2 separate regions of the Homo sapiens genome follow, and region 2 is linked to region 1. A link is a contact called in ENCODE Hi-C or POLR2A ChIA-PET data. All regions are on one chromosome and are shown on one strand. The core of a region is the stretch at or near the end of the contact, and the rest is flanking DNA. Distances in the headings are between cores, read along the strand shown.

What was found. Hi-C counts contacts between places; a loop is a spot of excess contacts on that map. ChIA-PET counts read pairs that join two places held with the same protein, here RNA polymerase II (POLR2A). Pooled maps may share reads with other maps.
Region 2: a map of PC-9 shows a loop between it and region 1 (15-fold over the local background). The contact joins two enhancer-like sites. A Hi-C loop is called at or near these places in 3 of 168 maps with a recorded cell type or tissue (Caco-2, Calu3 and PC-9), 4 of 37 single-sample maps with no recorded cell type and 12 of 50 pooled maps. POLR2A ChIA-PET finds 5 or more read pairs at or near these places in 3 of 52 experiments (BJ, Caco-2 and activated CD4-positive, alpha-beta memory T cell).

The regions. Positions count from the first base shown.
Region 1 is chr5:143,593,645-143,598,078 of GRCh38, reverse strand. It overlaps LOC105378209 (a long non-coding RNA gene), which reads right to left. Exons shown (of 4, transcript XR_944375.1): 4 at 1-61. Among named protein-coding and RNA genes, the nearest start is that of MIR5197, 84 kb to the left of the region's middle. RefSeq lists a cis regulatory region at 1,681-1,694 and enhancers at 1,616-1,760, 1,581-1,875, 1,639-2,838. Within about 2 kb of position 2,603, at least 9 of the 41 ENCODE cell types and tissues checked have a DNase peak (open chromatin) inside an H3K27ac peak, as active enhancers do; they include PC-9, where a contact is called at or near this core.
Region 2 is chr5:143,657,984-143,662,417 of GRCh38, reverse strand. No RefSeq gene overlaps it. Among named protein-coding and RNA genes, the nearest start is that of MIR5197, 20 kb to the left of the region's middle. Within about 2 kb of position 2,682, at least 2 of the 41 ENCODE cell types and tissues checked have a DNase peak (open chromatin) inside an H3K27ac peak, as active enhancers do; they include PC-9, where a contact is called at or near this core.

The DNA.
Region 1 (4,434 bases), core at 1,354-3,853:
CCAACAAGTCCCAGTCGATTTGGTCACGAGGGGGAGCTTTTGACGTCAGGCCTCCTGTTCCCTAAAGATGAGCAGAGTTAAGGCGGGGTAGAAATTTACCTAGTCACATGGGCATTACATTGGGTAATATTTCTAGTGGTGTAGATTAATGACACCCAAATATTATAACTCTTTATAGAAGAAGATTTGTTTACTCAGAAAATTTGTACTTTATGTCTGTCAGGTATGAGGCACTGCTAGGAATGGGGGGATTCATCAATGATTCAAATAAGCATAGTTCCTGCCCTCAAGAAGCTTATAATTTTGTAGAGGAAATAGACAATAAACACCCAACTCCTCATTAATTACCACTGTGAAAGGAGTTACAGAAGAAACGTCAGAGTACAGTGAGCAGAGAGAGGCCAGCCACACTTGGTCAGTGAGATAAGAATGCCTCTTGCCCTCCACTGGTGAGCATCTCACTGAGTGCAGGGAGGCTGTAGAGATTGGACCCCGAGCATGTGTTTGATCCATTGGCTAGAGAAGAAACTTCTTTTGATCAAATCCTGCCACCCCACACCAGCTGTGTGACCTTGGGCAAGTTATAGCACCTCTAAGCGCCTTCATTTTCACATCGGTAAAATGTGTATAATAGTAACACCCATCTCATTAATGTATTGTGAGGATTAAAGAGAAAATAATTGTATGGCAATTTGAACTGTGCCTAGAAGGTAGTCCACACTAAATAAGTATTAACTACTATCATTATTAGAAGTAATATAATAATATTGTCTTAAAACCAGAGATCTGAATCTAATAAAAATTAAGAAAATATTAAATAGAATAAAACTATGCATATAATAAATACTAAATAGAATAAAATTGGAAAGATAGTAAAGAGGATATCAATACGTGGAAATACTCCAGGCTGATAACCAAGATGAATTTCATACCAGATTGCTAATGTGTCTGCCCATTCACCTACAAGATCTGCTGAAACGGCTCTCCTAAAAATGTCCCCATATCTCTTCATGGTCATCCTGAGTTGGAATTCCCAGAGTCAGAGAGACAAGAGTCTATTTTGGCTTTTCCCTGAAACTTAATCGAGTGTAGCTGGTGTTTTAGACATTGTATCCTGATATTTTAGCTCTTATTGAAGTTATTTAGGGTTTTTAGGAAGGGTCTTGGATTCTCCTCTTTTGCTAATTTTTGATGTATTATTATTAAATGATTGTAACCATCATTAGAATTCTATGTATTTATGTGTAAATTTAAAATATTTGTAACTTTAGTATTTAGAACTACTTTAAAACAAAACCATGTACAAGCCTATCCATATTCTTTCAGTTTCATTGTGGCTGGATACTATGTTGCCTTGAATTTTACCTGTTACTTGCCCAGCTTCTGGATTTCCAGTATCAGAACATTAGAGGTTCATATTTTCCATACAAAAATAGAAAAAGTCATAATGGCGTGAAAGTCCCTGGGAGATTCACCCTTTCTTCTAGTGTGGTGTCTCAGCAAGTTCCCAGGCATATCACAGGATGGGAAGGATGGGGAAATACTCACCTAGGGCACTTACAAGGAGATAAGAATGGGAGGGCAGAGGGAGTTGGTCACCACGCTTGAACAAAGGGAGAAAAATATGTACACCTCTCATGAGTCATCAGTGAAAGTATCCAGCATGCTCAGGGGGCCTCCTGAACTTTGAAACTTGGATTTAATCCAGACATGAAATATGGAAAGTCACTCTTTATGCAATGCTTTCATCACCACCTCCGTTTTGCCTCTCTTTCATCTCAGTTAAGAGATACAAGACAGGTTCTTGTAATGACTGCCTGTGATTGCCATGCTAACAAAACTATTTACATGGAAATTAGGAATCCCATGTAGAATTCCAGAATCAAAGGTCCTGTGGATATGGTAATCAAGAAAATGTCTTTATATCCACATTATTGTGCCCATATGGTTATGATGCCATCTGGGTGCTAATTCTAATGCTATTCTTTCATGAGATGTTTAATAGTGCTCAATATTATTGACTGTTTAGTAGGCAGTAGAATTAGAGTTCCAATTATATGAGGTCATAGCACTGGCTACATGAGTGACCAGAAAGATGACTTACAGGGATTCCAGAAAACACACACACACACACACACACACACACACACACGCGTACACATGCACGTACACATACATGTATGCACTCATCAGGTAACTCTTTAAAAATTACTTAAATTCCTGATGAAGAGGCTACCACTTCTAAACTAATAAATGTCATGTGGACAGATATCTCCTTAGTAGCTGGGCTCATGCCATCCCTGCCCAGAAAAGGGGGCTAGAATCCCACAGAAAAAGCAGAAGATTATGCCCTCTTAGGAACTATAGTCCATCCTCCCAAGGTTTTTTTCCCCTTTAAGCAAATCCTCCTCACAAAAGAAAGATATGTTTATTTGTATTTTCAGTTAAGTTGACTATTTATTCACATTTCCTGCTGATGAGTCATTTATGCAGTTTACTGAAAAAAATAAATTGGTCACTAAAGCACTGCAAAATTAGGGTTCAAAGACGCAAAACTGACGTAAGCATCAAATAGGTACAGGTTAAGAATTTAATCAGCAAATAGATCAGTCAGCACGCTAGGACAGTACTCACACAAAGACTGGGTTTTGTTTAATTCTTTTCCAAGGGATCAGCACAGCCAGCCTGTCTGGAGCACCTCTGTTGGTTTTGCTCATCAGATACTTGTAAACAGAGCAAACACAGATATTTGATCAAGAAACCAAACCCCACATGCCTGGAATCAAGTGTGAGAAAATATCTTGGGCTTACTCCCATGATGCCTGTGTAAAAGTCGCACCGTTTGTCTGTAAATAAAAGGCCTGAGTTTAGCAGAAGATCATAGGAAAATGCAGCAAATGCACCATGTTTACAATGTGCAAAGGCAGAGAGAAGCATCAGTTCTCAGCATGAGATTGTTGGTTATGCCTGTGGGGGAGCAGATGGGAGATCACTATTGATCTCTAAAGTAGCTGGGTCAGCCAGACATGTTGGCTCATGCCTGTAATCCCAATAATTCAGGAGGCCAAGGTGAGAGGACTGCTTGATCCCAGGAGTTCAAGATTACAGTCAGCTGTGATTGCACCACTGCACTCCAGCCTGGGCAACAAAGCGAAATGTGGTCTTTTTTAAAATAAACAAATAAAATGTAAAAGTGGCTGGGCCTGTGCTCCATATACAGACTCATTTGCCCTCTTCTCAAGAACTCATCTGCTTTTAAAACTGGAGGATGATTGTTATTTTTATTTCTTCTTCTGGATACATTTTTAACCAACGTTAGAAAAATCAACCAGAGAGACAAATATCCATATACATACAGTAGCTTCACTAAAATATCTAGGATGGTCGAAACTGTCACCAAGGAGCCTTAGAAATGGATATTAATAACATGTACTTACCATGTGCTAGGCACCACATATATTACCTGTGTTAATTAATCCTCAGAACCATGGAAGAGTTACCATTATTATTCTCAACTCATGGATGAAGAAAATGAGACATAGCTTTGCCAACATTCACAGCAAATAAAGGGTGGCCCATCTTGACTCCAAGTTCAAGGTCTTAGCCACTACTTTGCTGACGCCCATTGAAGATGAATCAAGCACACCTGCACCATATCCAGCTGGTTGTATTATATCCAGTCCTTCTTATTTTGCAAAGAACCAATTCTCCAAATTAAAAGTCTCTTAATATCACCCTAAATCTACAATCCATAAAACACACCTTTGATTTGTCATATACATTTTCTTTAATGAACAAAGACAAAACTTTGAAATTTTGTTCAATTGTTTGAAACAATGACCTCCACATGTTGCCTAACCTAACAGATGAAGTGAAACAATCATTTTATAGCTCCAGTTCTTTATCTGCTATTACAGCCTCCAGCGTTTAACAAACTGTCACAATGTAAATCCCACAAGGTTCTCTAGAGCTCACACAGTTCTGTGTCCACCAAGCACTGAGCCATGTTTATTGTATATGTTCACGCTTGTATCAGGTGCTGCAGGTGTGTTGGCTCCCCTAAAGGGAACAGACATTCCGGCTCCGTTCTTTTTCTCCTTTTACAAAAACTATTTTCAACTACCCCCTCCATCCACCTGCCCCTACAACCTCATTCTTCTCAAATTTGCATGCTTCAACAAGTGCGATACTGTTGAACTGCAGTAAAAGTTTCACTGTTTCCCAAGGCAGGTGGTGCCTATAACTTCACCAAGGCCTGAGAAAAAAAGGATCGCTTTAAAAGTCAGGCGCTGGGTTGTCTCCCTTTCCTTGTTGTCTGCTTGGGCATTCCCTGGTACCCCACTGTCTATAAAGGATGACTAGTGCTGAAAGATAGGAGAATGACCCACATTAGCCTTTATTTTCTAAAGCTAAGTTTAAAGTACTTGCAATAGA
Region 2 (4,434 bases), core at 1,433-3,932, 64 kb before region 1:
GGCAACCAAACCAAGGGTTTGCTTTTTCATTGATCTTTCCCCAAATTAAGCCAGCATTAGAAAGAACCTAGAGAAAAGGGTGCAAACAGAGTTGTTTTCTCCATTGGCCTCTCTGTCTCATACCTTTCACTTAACAATTTTCATGGCTGCTCAGCAAGCCACTCAAGAACTGCACTTCCCCATGGCAAAGACACCACAATACAGCAATTAATTTCTCTGATTCAATATGTTTACCTATGAGTCAGTTGAGTGAGAGTATCCCATAAGGGAAGAAGAGAACATTCAATCTTTTTTTTTTAATATTAGCTCTGAAAAGTTTTATTACCAAGAATCTGGACAAGCAATACTAAACGAAAATAATAATCAAATCCAAAGCAGCTCCATTTGTCATAGAAACATATCTGATGCAAGGGCCTGGTCAGGAAGAAAAATAATTCATAGAAAAGAAGGCCAAGAGGCTCCAAGATCTTAAGAACCTGTGTTTTATATCAAGAAGCGTTTTTGCTTTCTTCATTTTAATTTATACTTAGTGGAAATTGTTCAATGATATTAATTCTCTGTTTATTTTAGGAGAAAGGGAGTTTATAATAGTTATCGCAAGATTCAGATAAATCTGCCCTGTTACCTCCCTAACCCAATTCACTGTCATCTCTACCCAGACTCCAGTAATGGCCTGCCCAAGACCCCTCCCTGCCCCTAAAATGCCATCTCCTGATTCTCCCCACATCTTGCTCAATCTCAACTGTCAGTTCTCAGATTAAATGCTGCTTCCTCAGAGAAACTATTGCTAGCTACTGTGCCCACCACTTACTGTCTCTCTCATTGGATTTATTTCCCAATTGCTTTCATGACACATAATATGATCTTCTTAATCTGGCTTATTTGAGGGGAGAATCATATCTGCCTTATTTACTGCTGTGTCCCTAGCACCTAGCACTTAGCGTTTGGCCCCTGAATAAATAAAACCGTGATATGATCAGCCAAGCACTAGGCTTAATCATTTTTAATTTTTTTGTTTAATCTTACAAAAATCCTCTGATAAAGGAGCTACTACCCTCACTTGCTAAACAAGGGACCAAATGCATAGATAAGGTCACCTGGCTTGTAGGTTAAAAATTGGGATTTTCACTTAGGTCTCTCTGACTCAAAAATCACTTATATTTCTACCAAATCATGTTGCCTTTTAAATAGGAAATTTTTCTCATAAAAATGAAGGTTTTGAACTTTTTTAATATCCAAAGACTTTGGATCCTGACCTACAGAGCTTCATGTTTTTAGACCAAAGTTCCTACAATACTCAATTGAATAAAGACATTTAAATTATAGGCTTCTCATTGCTTGTGAAATTGATTTAACACTCTTAACCTTCCATCCACATACATGCCAGCCGAAAACTACCAAGAGGAATTTTTCATACTAGTTAATAAATGTTCATTGCTCAGCCAGATAATGACTATGATTGACATTCCATTTATAATTGCTTATGAATTGACCTCTTATACATAAATCAAGACTATAGCCTATGCAAGTATAATTTATAGGACTGTTTTAGTTTAGGCATACATAATCTTCGGGAGGCATATGCACAGCATAAGCCTTCCCAATATAAACAGAATGATACATATATATGTGTTGCATATGTATGTATAATTATATATATCCCACATACACACATATATTATTTTATATATAGCTATAAAAAAACTCTCTCACTGGAAAACTAAACATCGTCAAAATGTATTGCCAAAAAATACAATCAACCCATTTATTCATTAAATTCTTATTTATGTGTGTTTTCTTATCTAGTTATTTGCAGTAGTGTGTTTGCCAGGGCATGACTGTAATTTACTTCCATTCCATCAGAGATCCATGATCCATAATATCCTCACCTATGTGAAGCCACATTGAATGGTATTAAATAAAGCCTAAAGTGTGGGACCCAAGCCACAGAGGGTACACAAGATAATCTATGTGGTAGACTCCATGGGGTAATGGAAGTTACAAGGAGAACCATTTTAAAATCAGTCTGCACATCAGAGTGGAGCCAGTCCCAGGCTGCAGAGAACAACATTTCACTGTATTTATTTATATGGTTACCTTCTTTTTGTGGCAAATAATATCAGTTTTTCATGTATGACAGTAATATTTAGTTTCCTTTTTGGCTGTGTATATGTAAAGAAAAATATGTCAATTTAAAAAATATTTTGTAAATAATTGTACAAATGGTATGCAGAATGGCAAAAATTATGCAAGTTATATGCAAATGACTGATGGATAAAGGTCTGGGAGTCAGAGTTTACCACTTAATAACTGAGTAAACTTGAGTAAGTTACTCAGCCTCACTTAAAAATAGCCCCAGCAACATCAGGGCTTTTGTCTGTTTAAAGGGGAAATATGCCAGATGAAACATAGCCGATGCCTAATACATGATCTTTGTAATAATAATAACTGCCTTTATTACTATTAACTACCATTAGTGAGACGGTGTTTGTGAAGCATGAAGCACAGAACCTAGCCTATCATAGATGCTCAGCAAATATGGATTATCAAGATAGCTGCCCTCCCAATGGATCTGTAAACACAAGTATGATTCATGACTCAGTGTTAGCTGATATTTATCTAAGGTGTGAATGGCATGTGGCGTATTTTAAAATGTGAACTTAAAGATTGTTGTGAATGATTGGTATGACATACAGAATTCTAAGTAAATAGTGAAACAACCTTACTGTATCAGCAGTGTCTGGGAGGAATGGGGACAAAAAAAAAAAACCCAAAAGTTCTGTATACAGAAAGCAGCTTCCTGTCATATAGAGCACATTCTCTAATGTCTACTGTGAAGAAATGGGCTAAATATTAATTATCTGTCAGTGTGGAGTTATAAACTTAAAGGTTGAAACTGCATCTTCAAGAGATTTCTAAAGTCCTTTTCTAGACAGAATTATATATCAGGAAATTCAACCACAAATCCAAAACAAATTGAAATGCTTCTCAGGAAAAAAAAATATAAGTTAAGATGGGCATCCTGAGATGACTAAGAAAATAGACCCTGGTCTTATATAGAAGCATGGTAAATGGTTCTATTTATAGGATCCCATCTCAATACCCTTATGAGGACAACAAGAGGAGACAAATGGAGTTAGAAATTTGCTGGCTTAAAGGAAAACTGGTGAATCAAGGAAATGCGAATTTACCAAGACAGAGACCATTCCTAGAGAAAAAACAAAACAAAAAAAAGAAACCGCTAGGCGTGTTTGAAGCTTGGCTGAATATGGACATAATAGCAAGTCTGACTCTAAAACTGATCAACATTCTGCCAGTCTTGTTTTATTTAACTTGCATGTGATTTGGGGAGGTGAGGGGAATGGGGCTGGAGCATTTCAAGCAAATCTCAGACATTGTGTCACCTATAATGACATAAATGCTTCAATATACATTTATAAATGATAAATATTATTTTACATAATTACCATGTTATTTTTCACTCCTAACAAAATTTACTGAAATTCCTTAATACCATCTAATACCTAATTCCCCAAGTTGTTTCAAAGATGTCTCCATCAAAGGATGATCTAAATCAGGATTAAAACGTGGTCCCCCGCCTATAATCCCAGCTTTGGGAGGCTGGGGTGGGAGGATTGCTTGAGCCTAGGAGTTCAAGACTATCCTGGGCAACATAGTGAGACCTCATCTCTACAAAAAATTTAAAAATTAGAGGGTCACTGTGGCATATGCCCGCAGTCTCAGCTACTAGGGAAGCTGAGGTGGGAGGATCACTTGAGCAGGGAGGTCGAGGCTGCAGCGAGTCATGTTTATGCCACTGCACTCTACCCTGCGCTAAAAAGCAAGACCCTGTCTCAAAAAAAAAAAAAAAAGAAATCCACAAAACTCATTTGAAGTGACCATGGAATATATACCATAGATCATACTGCTTCAACATGCTCCTTTTGTTCTTAACTTCAAAATTTGGTTGATGTAGTAGGTTTGTATGAAACTTGTTTGAGGGAAATTAATTGGACCAATCACAAAGCCTAAGGCCAGTCTACAAATGGACCTGGTATTCCTTGGATGGTGCTTAAATCCACCCCCATCTGATGGCTTTCTGCTTGCAGACAAGAGCCACAGCTGAATCAGAATCCCACATGAGCATGTTCCCCAAATTGCACTAGCAGATTTTCCACATGACTAGATTTTCTTTTTAATTTCTGGAAAGCCAAAATATTTTTAGCCATCTGGATTGGCTGCTTTTATAATACATCATGCTGTTATTCTTTCTCCGCTAATGATTTAGAGCAAGGGTTGGCAAACTACAACCCACAGGCCAAATCCAGGCAGCTGCATGCTTTTGTAAATAAAGTAAATAAAGCTTTTTGGCACACAGCCATGCTCATTCATTACATATTGTGTATGGCTGCTTTTTGCACTAAAATGGCAGGG